2 separate regions of the Homo sapiens genome follow, and region 2 is linked to region 1. A link is an interaction called in ENCODE POLR2A ChIA-PET data of the cell type or tissue named here. Cell type or tissue: PC-9. All regions are shown on one strand. Links, peaks and the distances in the headings refer to the core of each region. The heading gives the core; the rest is flanking DNA. Region 1 overlaps EP300 (EP300 lysine acetyltransferase). Region 2 has its middle 56 kb from the start of RBX1.

What was found. ChIA-PET counts read pairs that join two places held together with the same protein. Peaks named below come from ENCODE experiments on the same cell type or tissue, not always from the same donor. Only the 100,000 strongest peaks of a DNase experiment are listed, where the experiment ranks them.
Region 2: POLR2A ChIA-PET joins it to region 1 with 23 read pairs; 3 of 35 experiments call an interaction of 5 or more read pairs at or near these places.

What each region holds. Positions count from the first base shown.
Region 1 is chr22:41,117,333-41,126,524 of GRCh38, reverse strand. It overlaps EP300 (EP300 lysine acetyltransferase), which reads right to left. Exons shown (of 31, transcript NM_001429.4): 2 at 8,704-9,192; 3 at 485-661. Among named protein-coding and RNA genes, the nearest start is that of EP300, 29 kb to the right of the region's middle. In PC-9, for the core only: no CTCF peak of the experiment used is centred there; no DNase peak of the experiment used is centred there; H3K27ac peaks cover 907 bases.
Region 2 is chr22:41,003,143-41,012,334 of GRCh38, reverse strand. No RefSeq gene overlaps it. Among named protein-coding and RNA genes, the nearest start is that of RBX1, 56 kb to the right of the region's middle. In PC-9, for the core only: no CTCF peak of the experiment used is centred there; no DNase peak of the experiment used is centred there.

The DNA of each region.
Region 1 (9,192 bases), core at 2,252-4,751:
TAACACTAGAAGTTCCTGAAAATTTTATTTAACAAAAATTGCTGTTTAAAACAATACATTACTTTTGAGAGGGAATTTACTTGGGTGTAGTAGAATCAAATAATATTGGTAAATATGGTCACTGAGAGTTCGGATCCTTTGCCAGAGATTCCTTCCCCCAAAAGTGAAAGGTTCCGCTTTCGTATCGTATGGAAACGCTCACAAGACCAAGTTGCTGAATGGCAGGCCCCTAAAACTTCATTGTAGCAGTTCACTTACTCCTGTTTGGATCAACATGCTCACTGATCAATAACCACATGGAACAAAAAAAACAGAGAAATGGAAAGGAAGCACAAGCCTCCTCACAGGGATCATCAAGTACATATCAATTTAGGCTCCTAGTGGGTACAAATCCCAGCATATATAACAGAAGGGTGAAAGTTTAACACAATTCTTTTGTCAAAATGCCAGTTTGAAAACAAGTCTGTAATGGATTAGTACTCACCATGTTGGGCATTCCTCCACCAGGAACTGCCTTTTTGTCCATAGCAAATGGAGATAAGTTATTTGATAGTACAGTTTTTGTCTGAATCTGGAGACCAAGGCCACTGGCTCCAATCTGCTGTCCAGGATTCTGAGTATATGGTGAACCATAAGGATTGGGGTTGTTCATCATTCCCATCTAAGAGTAAGAAACAAAAGAAAACAAAATAAGCAATAAAATTTAAGACATTATTATTCCTTTTCTGATTTCACTTCCAAGTTCACAAAGACAGTTTCAAAGGAAATTCTCAGCTTCTATTAGAAAAGACACTACAGCTTGGGCAACGTGACAAAACCCCATCTCTACTAAAAAATACAAAAATCTGGACATGGTGGCGCAAGCCTATAGTCCCAGCTAATTGGAAGGCTAAAGTGGGATTATCAGTGAAGCCTGGGAGGTAGAGGTTGTAGGGAGCCATGATGGCAAAAAACCAAGTGGCCGGGCCTGGCGACTCATACCTGTAATCCCACCACTTTGCGAGGCCAAGGCAGGAGGGTTTCTTGAGGTCAGGAGTTTGACAACAGCCTGGGGAACATGGTGAAAACCCATCGGTACCAAAATACAAAAAAAAAACCCCAAAAAACAGCCGGGCGCAGTGGCTCACACCTGTAATCTCAGCACTTTGGGAGGCCGAAGCGGGAGGATCATGAGGTCAGGAGATAGAGACTATCCTGGCTAACATGGTGAAACCCCGTCTCTACTAAAAATACAAAAAATTAGCCGGGTGTGGTGGCGGGCGCCTGTAGTCCCAGCTAGTCGGGAGGCTGAGGCAGGAGAATGGAGTGAACCCGGGAGGCGGAGCTTGCAGTGAGCCGAGATCACGCCGCTGCACTCCAGCCTGGGCGACAGAGTGAGACTCCATCTCAAAAAAAAAAAAAAAAAAAAAAAAGGAAAGAAAAGCTGGATGTGGTGGCATGTGCCTGTGGTCCCAGCTACTCAGGAGGCTGAGGTAGGAGGATCACCTGAGCCTGGGAGGTTGAGGCTGCAAGTAAGCCATGATCAGGCCACTGCACTCCAGCCTCGGCAACAGAGTGAGACCCTGTCTCAAAAACAAACAAACAAAAAAAACCCACTATACAAAGTATGCTAACAACAATACATTTTCAAGATTAAGATCAAAATTAAGATTTAGGGGCCTTGGGTATGGTAAATGTACAGAGTTATTTTCATAAATATTTGAAATAAAGATGTTTTAGAAATACTTTTAATCATCTTCATTTAATTCTGTTAAACAAGGTTTGCCATTCATTTCCATTACGTCACACATGATGCTACATGGCGAATTCAACTTAATAAGCCATCTAACCCCTTTGTCATGTTCAAGCATTTGAATGTTTTCTTCTTCTTCTTTTTTTTGACTATTAAAAAATAGAGACAGGGTCTTGCCATGTTGCCCAGGCTGGTCTCAAATTCCCGGGCTCTAGCAATCCTCCCACCACAGCTTCCCAAAGTGCTGCGATTATAGGCGTGAACCACCATGCTTGGCCTCATTTGAATAATTATTCCTGTATTTTGTTTGTATAAAAAGTAGAAAACTGATGGTTTGGGAATATGTCCTTTTTTGTGTAGGGACACTGATGACAGTGTTTTTTAAAACTTCTGATTCTGACTCCTTTACATAGAGCATGCGGAAGTCCAGACTCCACACTATTCCTTGCTGTTTTAAACCTAGCTGCTCTATTAAGTCACCTGCTAAGTCACCTGCTTGGCCCTTCAAGTCATTTGACTTTGCAACCCTTATGTACTTCTCTGTTTTTGAGACAAAGTCTCGCTCTGTCGCCCAGGCTGGGGCGCAGTGGTGCAATTTCGGCTCACTGCAACCTCTGCCTCCTGGGTTCAAGCGGTTATCCTGCCTCAGCCTGAGTAGCTGGGACTACAGGCGTGCGCCGCCATACTCAGCTAATTTTTTTACTTTCAGTCGAGACGGGGTTTCGCCATGTTGGCAAGGCTGGCCTTGAACTCCTGACCTCAAGTGATCTGCCCACCTCGGCCTCCCAAAGTGCTGGGATTACAGGCGTTAGCCACTGTGCCGGCTCCCTCTGTACTTTAAAAAGTAGTTTATGTTCTATATTTATGTTAAGTTCACCTGGAGCCATTATACTATAATAATAATTAATTGAAAAACAGCATTATTCTAAAGTCAAACGTTTTACTAATAATGAAAGTTATAAAAATGCATTTTCATTAATCTTTCAAATTATTTTAAAATAATTCAAAATGGGGTCAACTTTATATCCCAAACAAAGTTTGAAGCCACCGTCCTCTTCTGCCAAATTACACATAGGATCCCAACTACAAGTCATCATCACTACTAGAAACATTGAGCAAACACTCAGAATAACTCAAGATACTATAGCTACTGCCCAATTAAAGGATTCATACCAGATTTCTGTCTGCTAAGACCAATCAAAGGGTCCTTCAATTCTACCTCTAAAAGCACACATAGACACTAAAACCCTTCCCATGTATTCCTACCTACTGTGACTGTCTTAACTCAAACCTATCACAGTGCTTGTACAGACTGTGGACAACAGGTTTGCCTGTCTTCTGTTTTCACCTGCCTCTATAAAAGAAAAAAATCAACCCCACAGTACGTATACCAAAGCCTTTATGAAGTCTGACTACCTATCTATGGTATCTTATATATTTCCTGTACTGATTTCTTAAAGTCTGAAAGTATCACGCTCCTTGAGCCTCCAGCATTTGCCTCAAGCTTTTCCCTTTCCCTACAACTGAACAGTAGCACATTTTCTTTCCTATTTGACTCCTTAATGCCAACCTGGAAATAAACACCAAGTTCACAGAGAGGCATTTTCTGTTGGTTCCTTAGATAGTACAACCTAACTAAGAAACACCTGCAGATTCTACTCATCCTTGTAATTTCAAATGTTACTACCTCTGTGAAGCATCTGTTTTGGACAGGTACAAAGCTCTTAATAAAATTTTTCTTTTACTTTTTATATAAAAAGACAGGGTCTCACTCTGTTGCCTAGGTTGGAGTGCAGTTGCATTATCATAGCTCATTATAATTCCCAACCTCTGGGCTCAAGCAATTCTCCCATCTCAGCCTCCCAAGCAGATGGGACTACAAGCTTGCACCACCATGCCCAGCTAATTTTTGTTTTTATTTTTGTAGAGATGTTGCCCAGGAGTTGACTGAACTCCTAGCCTCAAGCAATCCTTCTGCCTAAGTGCTGGGATTACAGGCATCTCCCACCATGCCTGGCCTAAAATTCGTTCTTTAAATCATATGCAATATCTATACTCTGCAAATCTATGAATATGACATCTTTTTTGGTTCAGCAGTTTGCCTCTATTAAAAAAAACAAAAAAATGTAAATTAATCTTCTTTATACTATTACCAAAAAATGAAAAAAAAAAGTTAAAGAACATTTTCATTTTCCAGATGAAATTCAGAGACTAAGGTAAGTAATTTACAAGAATGATTTACAAGTAATTTACAAGTGGCAGTTTGATGGAAGCATAAAAGAATGAGGTGGCCTGAAATGAGAAGCATTCAGAGAAGATAATTTCTTGGTCGGGCACGGTGGCTCACGCCTGTAATCCCAGCACTTTGAGAGGTGGCGGTGGATGGATCACCTGAGGTCAGGAGTTTGAAACCAGCCTGGCCAACATGGTAAAACCCTGTCTCTACTAATAATACAAAAATTATCTGGGCGTGGTAGCACACACCTGCAATCCCACCTACTCGGGAGACTGAGGCAGGAGAATCACTTAAACCTGGGAGGCAGAGGTTGCAATGAGCCAAGATTGGGCCATTGCACTCCTGCCTGGGCGACAAGAACGAAACTCTGTCTCCAAAAAAAAAAAAAAAAAAAAAAAAGAAGAAGAAGAAAGAAAAAAACCTTCTTGATTCTATGTAAATATGGCCAAAAGATTGCAGGGGCAATAGAATGCAGAAACAGGTTTAAATCAAGTCCAGGCTACTTTTGGTAGTTACAAATCTGACTGCAAGTGCTGCTGCTACCTATGTTTTTTTTAAACTACTAGTATTTATCCTATGTGGCTCCAATAATATCCATACCTATACATGGGGGAGTTGTTTAACCTGTTTCTTATTAGCATGAAAATTCATGATAGATATAGTATGAAAGTCATTCTATCACAGAACCCGCATGACAAACAATAAAAGACTAAGACAATAAATTATGCCCTCAAGAGTCCTATTATCTGAATCAACAAAATGTTGGAATTTCTAAGCTGTGTTGTTGTCTCTTGTTAATAAATGTAATGTCTTTATCCAAATATTTCCCCAAACAATCTGGTCCTTCATGATTGCATGCCTTGCCTGCCTAGACCAACTGAATTTCAACCAATTCCTGACACTGCTTGTTCCCTTGATCACGATGCATTACCTGGAAACTCCAAGCTCCTCTATGGCAGACTATGGGTTTAAATACACAGACTACACTGATTGCTGATCAGCTGGCAGTAATTTCTTCCTGACACTTTTGGTCACTGTGACCAAAAAAGATTCTCTAGCTTTTGTTTTTCCATCTCCCACACAGATCTGCTGAGGAATTAGAAAATAAAATACCAACCAACCTCCAGATCACTGCCCCTTCTATCTCCTGAGCCCTGCTTCTTTACTCCCCACACTAAATGTAATAAGGAAGATTTTGTACTTAATTTCTGCTACACTATAGTTATTTGATCTTGTTTCTTTCTCCATAGCTAATATGCTCCAGATGTCCAATTACCCACCACCATACAAATAGCTACCTAAACTAAAAAGGAGAGGGTGAGGAAGCCACACAAAGTTCTAGGCAGCTACAAGAAATGCGTCCTGCAGACAACTATTCTTTCTTTTTTGAAAAAAAAGAAAAAAGAAAAAAGAAAAGTAGAGATGGGGTCTCATTATGTTGCCCAGGCACATCTCGAACTTCTGGCTTCAAGAGATCCTCCTGCCTCAGCCTCCCAAAGCGGTAGGAATACAGATGTGAACTACTGAGCCATGCCTATTTTTTCTTCTTGAAAAAAATGTGGCCAGGCTTAGTGGCCCCTGTCTGTAATCTGAGCACTTTGGAAGACCAAGGCAGGTGGATTGCTTGATGCCAAGACAACATAGTGAGACCCTGTCTCAACAAAAATAAAAATAACTGGCAGGGCATGACAGTCCTTGTAGTACTAGCTACTTAGGAGTCTGAGGTAGGAGGATCGCGTAAGCCTGGGAGATCAAGGCTGCAAGTGAGCTGTGATGGTGCCACTGTACTCCAGCCTGGGTGATAGGAAGAGATCCTGTCTCAAAAACAAAAGTAACTTAAAACATTCTGGCTTTGATTAGTTTATGCTGAATCTAAAGATTGGGGTAAAAGGCAGTATGATCCAAGTTTCTTCCTATAAATCACCATAGGTCAGACTTTTGGAAGACAGCTGTAGTAGTAATGTCACCACCTGCCTGCACCTCCTGAACCACAGATTCATCCATGACAAGAACGGTGTGCAAAAGCTGATGTCATTTGCCAACAGGGTTACAGTCATCAAATCTTACTGAAAACTTTCTTACACCTTAAATCCTAATTCTTAAATATCACAAGTCTTAGGAGTTTAAGAAATGTAATGAGTATAATTCGCTCTACAAGATAATTTTAGGACTTGGTACAGTGGAAGGGCAACTGCTGGCGTGGGTGTGCCACGACACAAGGATAATTTTTTGTTTTTGGTAGAGATGGGGGTCTCACTATGTTGCTGGGGCTGGTCTGGAATGATTCTAGGTGTGAACCGCTGCATCCAGCCTTAAGTGGTTATCTTATCCTAAACCTACATAACTTAAAACATTTGTTAAATTTATTAAACATTTAAAGCTCCCTCATTTGTCAAACACTGATATAAGTACTCTACAAAATATCAATATAGGTGGATTCATTTAAAATAAGAAAATAGGCCTAGGTGCGGTGGCAACACTTTGGGAGGCCGAGGTGGGCAGATCACTTGAGGTCAGGAGTTCACAACGAGCCTGGGCAACATGGTGAAACTCCTTCTCTACTAAAAATACAAAAATTAGCCAGGCTTGGTGGCGCATGCCTGTGGTCCCAGCTACTTGGAGCCTGAGGCAGGAGAACTGCCTGAACCCGGGAGGCAGAGGTTGCAGTGATCCAAGATCACGCCACTGCACTCCAGCATGGGCAACAGCAAGACTCGGTCTCAAAATAAAAATCAAATAAGGAAATAAAATATCGTTTAACAGAAGTTTAAAATTTGAATTCCTCCTTCTCATCAAAATACAAGCTCCACAAGGACAGGGATTTTTGTTTTGCTCACTTCTATATAAACCCAGTTTCTGAAAGAAATTAAGATTATAACCATAATAGTCCCACACCCCCAAGCAGATGTCAATGAGCCTTTCCTTATTTTTCTCCATAGCACTTACCTGGCATACTCTAAAATTTATATCTTATGTGCACAGTAGAAAGTAGGTTACATAAAATAAGTTCATTCACTACTTTAACCCTAAAGTATTTTGTCCACCAGTGAGGGTTTATTGTAAGTCATCCCTCCTCTCCGTAACAGAATATAAACATCGGTGGCAAGGACTTTCTCTCTTCATAGCTATGTTCCTAGATCCTAGAAGAGGTACTTAATAATTTACCTTGTTTTTGGTTCTCACTCCAAATATTCTAAGTAAACTACACTGACACGGCAATCTAAAAGTGTCAGAGGATGGGTGCAGTGGCTCACACCTGTAATCCTGGCACTTTGGGAGGCTGAGACAAGAGGATCACTTGAGCCCAAGAGGAGTTTGAGATTAGCCTGAGCAACATAGTGAGACCCCATCTCTTAAAAAAAAAAAAAAAAAAAAAAAAAATAATAATAAGCCAGGCATGGTGGTATGTGCCTTCAGTTCCAGCTACTCAGGAGGCTGAGGCGAGAAGACTGTTTAAGCCTGGTAGGTTGAGGCTGCAGTAAGCCATGATTAGGCCAGTGCACTCCAGCCTGGGTGACAGAGTAAGACCCTGTCTCAAAAAAAAAAAAAAAAGGTGGCGGGGGTGAGGGGCAGAAAGGGAGAATCTACAAAGGAATGCTAAAACAGAATCCTAACTTGTCAATATTCTCGCAGCAAAAAAAAATTTAAGGTTTTTGAATTCCTACATGTCACCTCAGTTCCCCCCAACACAAGTTTGTCCATCTGTCTTCAATTCACACTTGCATTCTCTGTCACCATCAAGGTTCTTTTTTTTTTTTTCCCCTTAAATAGAAGATGGGGTCAATGCTACCTGGTTGGTCTCTTAACTCCTGGGCTCAAGCGATCCTCTAGCCTTGGCCTCCCAAAGTGCTGGGATTACAGGCATGAGCCACTGCACCCAAGATTCTCAGGAACACAGAAGTCCTGATGTCTGCTCAAATTATTCCTGTTACAGAGAAAGCTTGCTCTTGACTCCTTGTGAAAATCGTACCTATCTCCAATTTCATCTTCGAAGTGAAGCCATCTCTCATTCAACAAAAACGAACTACATGCCAGGCACTGGCAACCATAGTGTGATCCCATTTTAAGAAAAACAGATAAAATATGTAAAGAAAAATATGAAGAAATAAGCACTAAAGTATGTGTGATTATGCCTTATTTATGTATACAGGATCCACATTTAAAAGTTTAAAATATTTTTAATATACTTAGCATTCTCTAGTTAATAAAGCTAACAGAAGTCTTTGGCCAAGTTCTGGTTCACTGAAACATCTACACTGTTGAGGTTTCACATGAACAAATGCACCTTAATTTCCATCAACCAATAAAGAAAAATAACAGTTAATACATTTCTCAGAATAAATGTATCTCTTGAAAACCAGGGACATTCAAAGCAATAGGAACAAATGGAGTATCCATCTGAAGACAGTGTAATGCCAGCCATCTCAAAACTGTAATTTTATAAGGAGGCTACAAGGCTAAACTGGACTTGGAAATGAGATAAAAACATTCCAATACTTGTGCCAGAGAGAACCAGCATTAGCCAGCAATCATTTGGAAGTATGAAGTTATAGAATACCAGCTGTAAAATAAACGTTTTACTTAAATACAGGCACTTCTTAAAACTTATGACAGCACAGTAAATTCCTGGCGTGTAATAGTGGAAACTGCTATACAATGTAAGGCAAACCCTCCATCCATCATGACAATACTCACATGCATGCCGATTGTGCACACAAACCAAAACTGTACTTACCTTAAGAGGCTGGGGGCCTCTCAATCCTGTTTGTCCTCCCATCTGGGGAGAGCCCTGCTGAAGAGGCTCAGTCAGTAAGTTGCCAGCACTTCCCATGCCTGGGTTTGGGTACTGCATATTCTGTCGCCCTCGGCCTGCTCCAATTGAACCGTTCATGACTTGATTAGGCATTATCCCTTGTCCATTGCCTGCAGCCAACATTCCAGGATTCATGCCCGCATTCATCCCTGTGTTCATTCCCATGGCAGGCTGATTTACTGGACTGTTCATCATACCTGTTGACTGCGTAGGACCCTGATTTGGTCCACTAGTGCCCATCCCCATGTTGGGAGAAGTCAAGCCTGCCTGTGTCATTGGGCTTTTGACCATGCTATTTATCAAACCTAATCCAGGACTGCTCTGTTGGGCCTGGCTGGCCATGACTTGACCTGGGCCACCAACTCCCATATTGAGGTTAGGGGAACTACCAGATCGCAGCAATTCTGACAG
Region 2 (9,192 bases), core at 4,336-6,835, 120 kb after region 1:
CCTAATAAAAAGTCTTTTTTTTTTTTGAGATGGAGTCTTGCTGTGTCGCCCAGGCTGGAGTGCAGTGGCCCAATCTCGGTTCACTGCAAGCTCTGCCTCCCGGGTTCACGCCACTCTCCTGCCTCAGCCTCCCGAGTAGCTGGGACTACAGGCACCCACCACCATGCCCGGCTAATTTTTTGTATTTTTACTAGAGACGGGGTTTCACCATGTTAGCCAGGATGGTCTCGATCTCCTGACTTCGTGATCCGCCTGCCTCGGCCTCCCAAAGTGCTGGGATTACAGGCGTGAGCCACTGTGCCCGGCCTTAAAAAGTCTTTTAAAAACAACTGCAATCTACAAGTTACAGATAACAGTCATCAACATTTTGTAGTCTACCAGTGTCTGTCTTTTAAAAATATATGTGTATGTGCCTATGGTTTTTGTTTTTTTTTTTTTTGAGACAGAGCCTCATTCTGTTGCCCAGGCAGGCTGAAGTGCAGTGGCGCAATCCAGGCTTACCACAACCTCCACCTCCCAGGTTCAAGTGATTCTCCTGCCTCAGCCTCCTGAGTAGCTGGGACCACAGGTGCACCACCATGCCTGGCTAATTTTTGTATTTTTAGTAGAGATGGGGTTTCACTATGTTGGCCAGGCTGGTCTTGAACTCCTGACCTCATGATCCACCCATCTTGGCCTCCCAAAGTGCTGGGATTACAAGCGTGAGCCACCACACCCAGCCTGTATTTTTTTAAATTTAGATTAGATAACATATATCTTTTTAGTAACCCATTTCTATATTACCCTATCAATAAATATTCTACCCTGTCTCTATAAAAATTTTTAAAAAATTAGCCAGGCATGGTGGTGCCTGCCTGTAGTCTCAGCTACTCAGGAGGCCAAGGTGGGAGGATCGCTTTTGCCTGGAGGTTGAGGCTGCGGTCAGCATGGATTGTGCTACTGTACTCCAGACTGGGTGACAGAGCGAGACCTTGTCTCAAAAATAAATAAATATATATATATGTATATTCTACCTCTGGATAATTTTTTAAGGCCTTTTATGCCCCAGGTGCTACGAACATGGTGATAAGCCTGATATCTTGCCTCCAGACAGCCTGTGGTCTAAGGGAGTGAGCAAATCTCACCTCTTGTGACTCAGTTTGCTGCTCTCTATGATGGGTGTGCCCTTTCCTTCTTTTCTTTTTCTTGGGGTGAAGGGAGCGTGCCCTTTCTAAAACCTCCCAGCTGTACAGTTCCAATGACAGAAACTTCACTCTGCTGTCCACACCACTCTTCCAATGAGACCTAGCCTGGATTCTAGGCAGGGAATAACATCAGGGCTCAATCAGAGTAGCCTGTATGCCTCTGAAAGACAGTGTCCTGCAAAAGGTAGGCACTTGAATTGTCTAATGAGCTCCACTTCAGACCCCTGGGGCTTGACTGGATTGTCATTACGACGTTGTCATTCACTTCTTTCTCTGGACCCCTGCAGCCCCTCCTGGCCCAGAGCTGTACTGTGTTTAACCGTAGCCTCTCCAGCTTCTCCAGCTGACCCTGAGCTCCTCAGGACGCCAGCACCTGCCAGAGGGTCTGGCACACAATGAGTGTGAACTAAATGAATATATGGAAGGAAAGCAACCCAGGTGTGTGGCCAAGAGCGTGTGTTTAGTCAGACTCCAAACCCAATTACCAACTCCTTAGTGATTTTTTTTTTTTTTTTGAGACAGCATTTCACTCTCTTGCCCAGGTTGGAGTGCAGTGGCATAATCATGGCTCACTGCATCCTCAACCTCCCAGGCTCAAGCAATCCTCTTGCCTCAGCCTCCATAGTAGCTGGGACTACAGGTGGGCACCACCACGCTTGGCTGAGTTTTAAATTTTTTGTAGAGATGGGGTCTCTCTATATTACCCAGAATGGTCACAAATTCCTGGATTCAAGCCATCCTCACACCTTACCCTCCCAAAGTGCTGGGATTACAGGCATGAGCCACGACACCTGGTCTTCTTTAGTGAATTTATTTATTATTATTATTATTATTATTATATTTTGGAGACAGAATCTCCCTCTGTCGCCCAGACTGGAGTGCAGTGATGCAATCTCAGGTCACTGCAACCTCCGCCTCCCAGGTTCAAATGATTCTCTTGCCTCAGCCTCCCGAGTAGCTGAGATTATAGGCATGCACCACCATGCCCAGCGCGTTTTTGTATTTTTTGTAGGGACGGGGTTCCACCATGTTGACCAGGCTGGTCTCGAACTCCTGACCACAAGTGATCCACCTCCATTGGCTTCCCAAAGTGCTGGGATTACAGGCATGAGCCACTGCGCCTGGCCTCTTAATGAATTTTTAAGAAACGAAGCTCCATGGCCGTTGAAGATCAGTTGGCCTGTTAGTTTCCCCTTTTCCTTGGGAGGCACGGGAGGAAAGGGTTAAAGGAGGTGAACTGACAGCAGGGCAGTGAGGAGGAGGGACAGAGTTTGGGGTTGAGGGGTGGGGAGAAAAGGGAGCTGGAGGAGCAAGGGTGGGCCCCTTCCTACCCTACTGCTGGGCTCTGCTCAGCCCCAGGTCAGCCTCTGGGCTGGTGTCTTCACCATGTGGCAATGGTAATTGCTCCAGACCCAGCAGCTCCCCATTGCCCACACTTCCTCCTGTTCTTCCCGCCCCTCAGCCTTTGCGAGGTCAGCTTGGCCCTGAGCCTGTGCCCACACCCATGGCCTCCCTCTTTCAGGCCTGTTTACCTGGTGAGGTGCAGGATGCTGCAGGGTGTGCACCTGTCAGCCTCATTCAGCTGAGGAGCAGGCAGGGGTTAGAGCATGGGAAGCTGCTTTTTCTGCTGTAAATGAGGAACATTGGTTCATATGGACTCCAGGGATGAATTGCTGGGGAAAGGGAGCTCCCTTTGTTCAGTTTACAAAACCCCCCGTGGGAGCCAGATGTGATGGCTCATGCATGTAACCCTAGCACTTTGGGAGGCTGAGGTGGAAGATGGCTTGAGCCCAGGAGTGTGAGGTCAGCCTGAGCAACATAGGCAGGATTGCTTGAGCCTGGGGCATAGAGGCTCAAAAAAAAAAAAAAAAAAAAAACCAACAAAACAAAACTTTAGCCAGGCGTGGAGGTGCATGCCTATAGTCTCAGCTACTTGGGAGGCTGAGGCAAGAGAAACACTTGAGCCCAGGAGTTTGAGGCTGCAGTGAGCTGTGATGGTACCACTATACTCCAGCCTGGGTAACAGAGCAAGACCCTGTCTCTTAAAAAATAGAAAACAAAAATGAAGCCCACAGGGACACTTATTGCCCAGGCCGTGGGACCAGAGCTCCTCTGGGGCAAGGTCCGTGACCCATGGATGTATGGGTCCCCAGTGTGCAGGACAGGGCCTGGCATTTTGGGTGGCGGAGGGATGGAGGAGGCTTGGGAAATATTTACTAAATGAACAAGTGAATGAATGAGTGAGCCATGTTACATGCAGCTACAGTGAACACTGAGCGAAGTAGAAAAGACCAAGAGTTCCAAAGGCAACTAAAAACCTGGGCTCAAATCCTTCCCTGCTATGGAGCTAGCTCTGCTGATTTGGGCAAGTCGCTTAAAACACCATCTGCCTTAGGTTCCCTAACTGTAAAATGGAAGCAAAAAAATTCCACCTTGCTTATGAGGTTTACATGGAATGCTTGTAGAGCATGTGGGTAATGGGCTTAATAAATGGTCACCAGTATTTATTTTTTAATTAAAAAATATTTTGTGATACTTTATTTATGTATTTATTATTTATTTATTTTTTGAGACAGTGTCTCGCTCTGTCACCCAGGCTGGAATGCAGTGGCATGATGTTGGCTCACTGCAAGCTCCGCCTCAAGGGTTGACACCATTCTCCTGCCTCAGCCTCCCCAGCAGCTGGAACTATAGGCGCCCACCACCACACTCGGCTAATTTTTTTTTGTTTTTAGTAGAGATGGGTTTTCACCGTGATAGCCAGGATGGTCTCAATCTCCTGACCTCGTGATCTGCCTGCCTCGGCCTCCCAAAGTGCTGGGATTATAGGCATGAGCCACCACACCCGGCCAACATCATTGTTAGTAGTATTGTTTACTAATTCAACAAATATGTATCAAGTGCCTACTACATGCAGGGTCCTTTCTAGGCACTGGACAAAACATGCCAAGACCCTTCTGTCATGGGGTTTCTGTTCAGGCCAGGGAGAGGGACAATAAACACAAGGAAAGAGTAAATGAAGTATCATTGGAAGGTGAAAGATGTTATGGAAGAAGAAAATAGAGTGGGGGAGGGGATGCAGAGGAAGAAGGATGGATTGGGTTGTCATTTTAAATAGGGTGGCCCTATTAGAAGGCCGCATTAGAAAGTGACACTGGGGTCAGGCATGGTGGCTCATGCCTGCAGTCCCAGCACTTTGGGAGACCAAGGCGGGTGGATCACTTGAGGTCAGGAGTTCGAGACCAGCCTGGCTAACATGGTGAAACCCCATCACTACTAAAAATACAAAAATTAGCTGGGTGTGGTGGTGTGCACCTGTAGTCCCAGCTACTCAGGAGGCTGAGGCAAGAGAATCGCTTGAGTCCAGGAGGTTGCAATGAGTGGAAATTGCACCAAGCACTCCAGCCTGGTGACAGAATGAGACTCTATCTCAAAAAATTAATAATAGGCTGGGCACGGTGGCTCACATGGCATCCCAGCACTTTGGGAGGCAAAGGCAGGCAGATCACCTGAGATTGGGAGTTTGAGACCATTCTGACCAACAAGGAGAAACCCCGTCTCTACTAAAAATACAAAATTAGCCGAGTGTGGTGGCGCACACCTGTAATCCCAGCTACTCAGGAGGCTGAGGCAGGAGAATTGCTTGAACCCAGGAGGCGGAGGTTGTGGTGAGCCAAGATCATGCCACTGCACTCCAGCCTGGGTGACAAGAGCGAAACTCCATCTCAAAAATAAAAATAAAAATAAATAAAAAAATAAAAAGAAAGACTGGCAGGAAGGGAGACAGATGTGCCATATCTCAGGAAAGGGTATTTGCACAGAAGGAGCAGGCCAGTGTGAAATTCTTTAGGTGGGGTGGATGGAGTGGAGTGAGCTAGGGAAAGTGACAGGGATGAAGTCAGAGGTAAAGTGGCCATATCACGTAGGTCATCACCAGCCAAGTAAAGAGAAGCTACGGCAGGGCTTTGAGCATAGAAACAACACAATCTAACTTACATTTTGGGTTATTAGTCTTTTCTTCTTTTATTATTTTCAGAGACAGGGTATTGCTCTGTCACCCAGGCTGGGTTAGCCTTTAAAATGTAACTCAGGGGCTGGGCATGGTGGCTTATGCCTGTAATCCCAACACTTTGGGAGGCTGAGGTGGGAGGATTGCTTGAGGCCAGGAGTTCAAGACCAGCCTGGGCAACACAGCGAGACCCTCATCTCTACAAAAAATTTTTTGAAAATTAGCTGGGCATGGTAATGTGCACCTGTAGTCCCAGCTATTGGGGAATTTGAAGTGGGTGGATCACCTGAGTCCAGGAGTTTAATGCTGCAGTGAGCTATGATTGTGCCACTGTACTCTAGCCTGGGTGACAGAGTGAGACCCTGTGTCAAAAAAATAATAATAATAATAATTTTTTTTGAGATGGAATCTTGCTCTGTCACCCAGGCTGGAGTGCAGTGGTGCAATCTTGGTTCACTGAAACCTCTGCCTCCCAGGCCCAAGCAATTCTTGTGCCTCAGCCTCCCAAGTAGCTGGGATTACAGGAGCATGCCACCATGCCTGGTTAATTTTTTATATTTTTTGGAGAGAAGGGTTTCGCTATGTTGGCCAGGCTGGTCTTGAACTCCTGGCCTCAAGTGATCCACCTGCTTTGGCCACCCAAAGAGCTGGGATTACAGGCATGAGCCACCACTCCCAGCTTTAGATTATTAAAATAAAGGCTAACCCCAGCTGCCTGGATGAGCATAGACTGTAAAGAACAAGGGGAGAGAGGGGCAGAGAGAATTCAGTACTAGGTGCCAAGGGGGTAGCAGTGGTGGTGACAAATGGTTGGATTCTGGATACACACACACACACACACACACACACACACACACACACACACACACATATATATATATTTTTTTTTGAGACAAGGTCTCAGTCTGTAACCCAGGCTAGAGTGCAGTGGTGCAATCATAGCTCACTGCAGCCTGGAACTCCTGGGCTCAAGTAAGCCTCCTGCCTCCTAAGGTTCCTGCTCAAGCGAGGCTCCTGAGGCTCCTGCCTCAGCTTCCGGATTCTGGATATATATATATAGCTTTATTTCCTGAGGGGTTGGATGTGTAGTATGAGAGAGAGCCAAGGATGGCTGGAGGGTTTTGAGTCTGAAAAATGTAAGGAATGAGTTGCCACCAACTGAAACGGGCTAGGCTGGACATGAAAGAGGTTTGGGAGTGGGGTAATCAGGGGCTCAATTTTTTTCTGTTTTTGTTGTTGTTGTTGTTTGTTTTATTGAGACAGTCTCTCTCTGTCACTGCCCAGGCTGGAGTGCAGCGGTGTGATCTCGGCTCACTGTAATCTCTGCCTCCCAAATTCAAGTGATTCTCTTGCTTCAGCCTCCCGAGTATCTGGGATTACAGGTGTGTGCTACCAGGTCCAGCTAATTTTTTTATTTTTTGGTAGAGACGGGATTTCACTGTGTTGGCCAGGCTGGTCTTGAACTCCTGGCCTCAAGTGATCCATCTGTTTTTGCCTCCCAAAGTGCTGGGATTACAAGTGTGAGCCACTGTGCCTGGCCTGGAGCTCAATTTTGGATGTATTAAGATACAGATGCTGGCCAGGTGTGGTGGCTCACATCTGTAATCCCAGCACTCTGGGAGGCTGAGGTGGGTGGATCTTGAGGTTAGGAGTTTGAGACCAGCCTGGCCAAGATGGTGAAACCCCATCTCTACTAAAAATATAAACATTAGCCAGGCGTGGTTGTGGGCGCCTGTAATCCCAGCTACTTGGGAGGCTGAGGCAGGAGAATTGCTTAAACCCAGGAGGTGGAGGTTGCAGTGAGCCGAGATCGTGCCACTGCACTCTAGCCTGGGCAACAGAGCAAGACTCCATCTTAAAAAAAAAAAGAGATATAGATCCCAGTTAAACATGCACGTGAATATATCTAACGGGCAGTTGGATATTCAGGATCAGGCCGTGGAGTTGTTAGCACTGCTACGACTATTTTTTCTCCACTGTCATACTTGATCCTCACACCAGCCCAAGAGTAAGGCAGGGCAGGGATGATTCTCCCAGCTTGAGGGAATTAAAATTCTATGGAGAGTATATAACCAAAATAATTGAAAACAGGTATTCAAATACTTGTAGGCTGGGCATGGTGGCTCATGCCTGTAATCCTAGCACTTTGGGAGGCCGAGGCAGATGGATCACCTGAGGTCAGGAGTTGGAGACCAGCCTGGCCAACATGGTGAAATCCCCCTCTCTACTAAAAATGCAAAAAAATTAGCTGGGCATGGTGCCGGGCGCCTGTAATCCCAGCTACTCGGGAGGCGGAGGCAGGAAAATCGCTTGAACCCAGGAGGCGGAGGTTGTAGTGAGCCAAGATCGTGCCACTGCATTCCAGCCTGGTCGACAGAACGAGACTGTGTCTCAAAAAAACAAAAACAAAAACCAAAAAACCAAACAAATACTTGTACAGGAATGTTCATAGCAGCACTATTCGTGACAGCCAAAGGTGGAAACCACCCAAATGTCCATCACCTGGTGAAGGGCTATATAAAATGTGACGTGTACCCATGCAATGGACTATTATTCAGACATTAAGAGGAACGAAGGCCTGCTCCATAACAAATTGTTGATGCACCTCAAAAACATTATGCTGGCTAGGCACGGTGGTACATGCCTATAATCCCAGCACTCTGGGAGGCTGAGGCAGGAGGATTGCTTGAGCTCAGGTGTTTGAGACCAGCCTGGGAAACACGGTGAAAAAATACAAAAAAATACAAAGATTAGCCAGGGATGGTGGCACACACCTTTAGCCTCAGCTACTTGGGAGGCTGAGGTAGAAGGATCACTTGAGCCCGGGAGGTTGAGGCTACAGTGAGCTGAAATTGTGCCACTACACTCCAGCCTGGACAACAGAATGAGACCCTGTCTCACAAAAAACAAAATACCATTATGCTAAGTGAATGACGCATCACAAAAGGTCACATATTTTGTGATCCCATTCACATGAAGTGTCCAGAATAGGGAAATCCATAGAGACAGAAAGCAGATTTGTGGTTGCCTGGGGGTAGCGACGGGGGAATGAAGAGTGAGTGCTTAATGAGTATGGGGTATACTGTGAATATACTGATTCTGAACTGTACACTTTTATTTATTTATTTATTTATTTTAATAGTGATGGAGGGCGGGGCACAGTGGCTCACGCCTGTAATCCCAGCACTTTAGGAGGCCGGGGCGGGTGGATCACCTGAGGTCAGGAGTTTGAGACCAGCCTAGCCAACATGATGAAACCCTTACTTTACTAAAAATACAAAAATTAGCTGGGTGTTGTAGCGGGCTCCTGTAGTCCTATAGTCCTAGCTACTTGGGAGGCTGAGGTAGGAGAATCACTTGAACCTGGGAGGTGGAGGCTGCACTGAACTGAGATTGCGCCATTGCACTCCAGCCTGGGCAACAGAGCGAGACTCCATCTCAAAAAAAAAAAAAAAAAAAAAAAAAACAATAGTGATGGGGTCTCACCCCGAGCTCAAGCGATCCTCTCCACTCAGCCTCCCAAAGTGCTGGTATTACAGGTTTGAGCTACCATACCTGGCCACTGTACACTTAAAAATGATTAACTTTCTGTTATGTGAATTTCACCTCAATTATAAAAAGAAAGAAAGAAAAACAGAAAGCTCCATGGAGAACTTAACACCAGGTCCCTGGGACCCAGCACGATGTCGTGACTCCCACTGCCGTTCTCTACGAGGCCGTGGGTCTACGGACTGTGACCAGTTTTTTTTTTTTTGCTACAGGTTCTCCACCTGGTACAAGAAGAGTGGCCCAGAGAAAGGTCAGTTTAAGGCAACTGGATTTCCCAAGTCCCAAAGCAGGAAATCTGGTCTGACAAGCACGGGATTCTCGTCTGAAATTAGCCCAGCCCTGGAAAACCTGTGGCTGGGGGTTGCTGTCATCAGAAAGAACCTGTACTTCCGGGTTTGTTTTGGTTGGGAAGGAAGGAGCTGGAGCAGCCAACCTGGCTTCTCAGAGCTT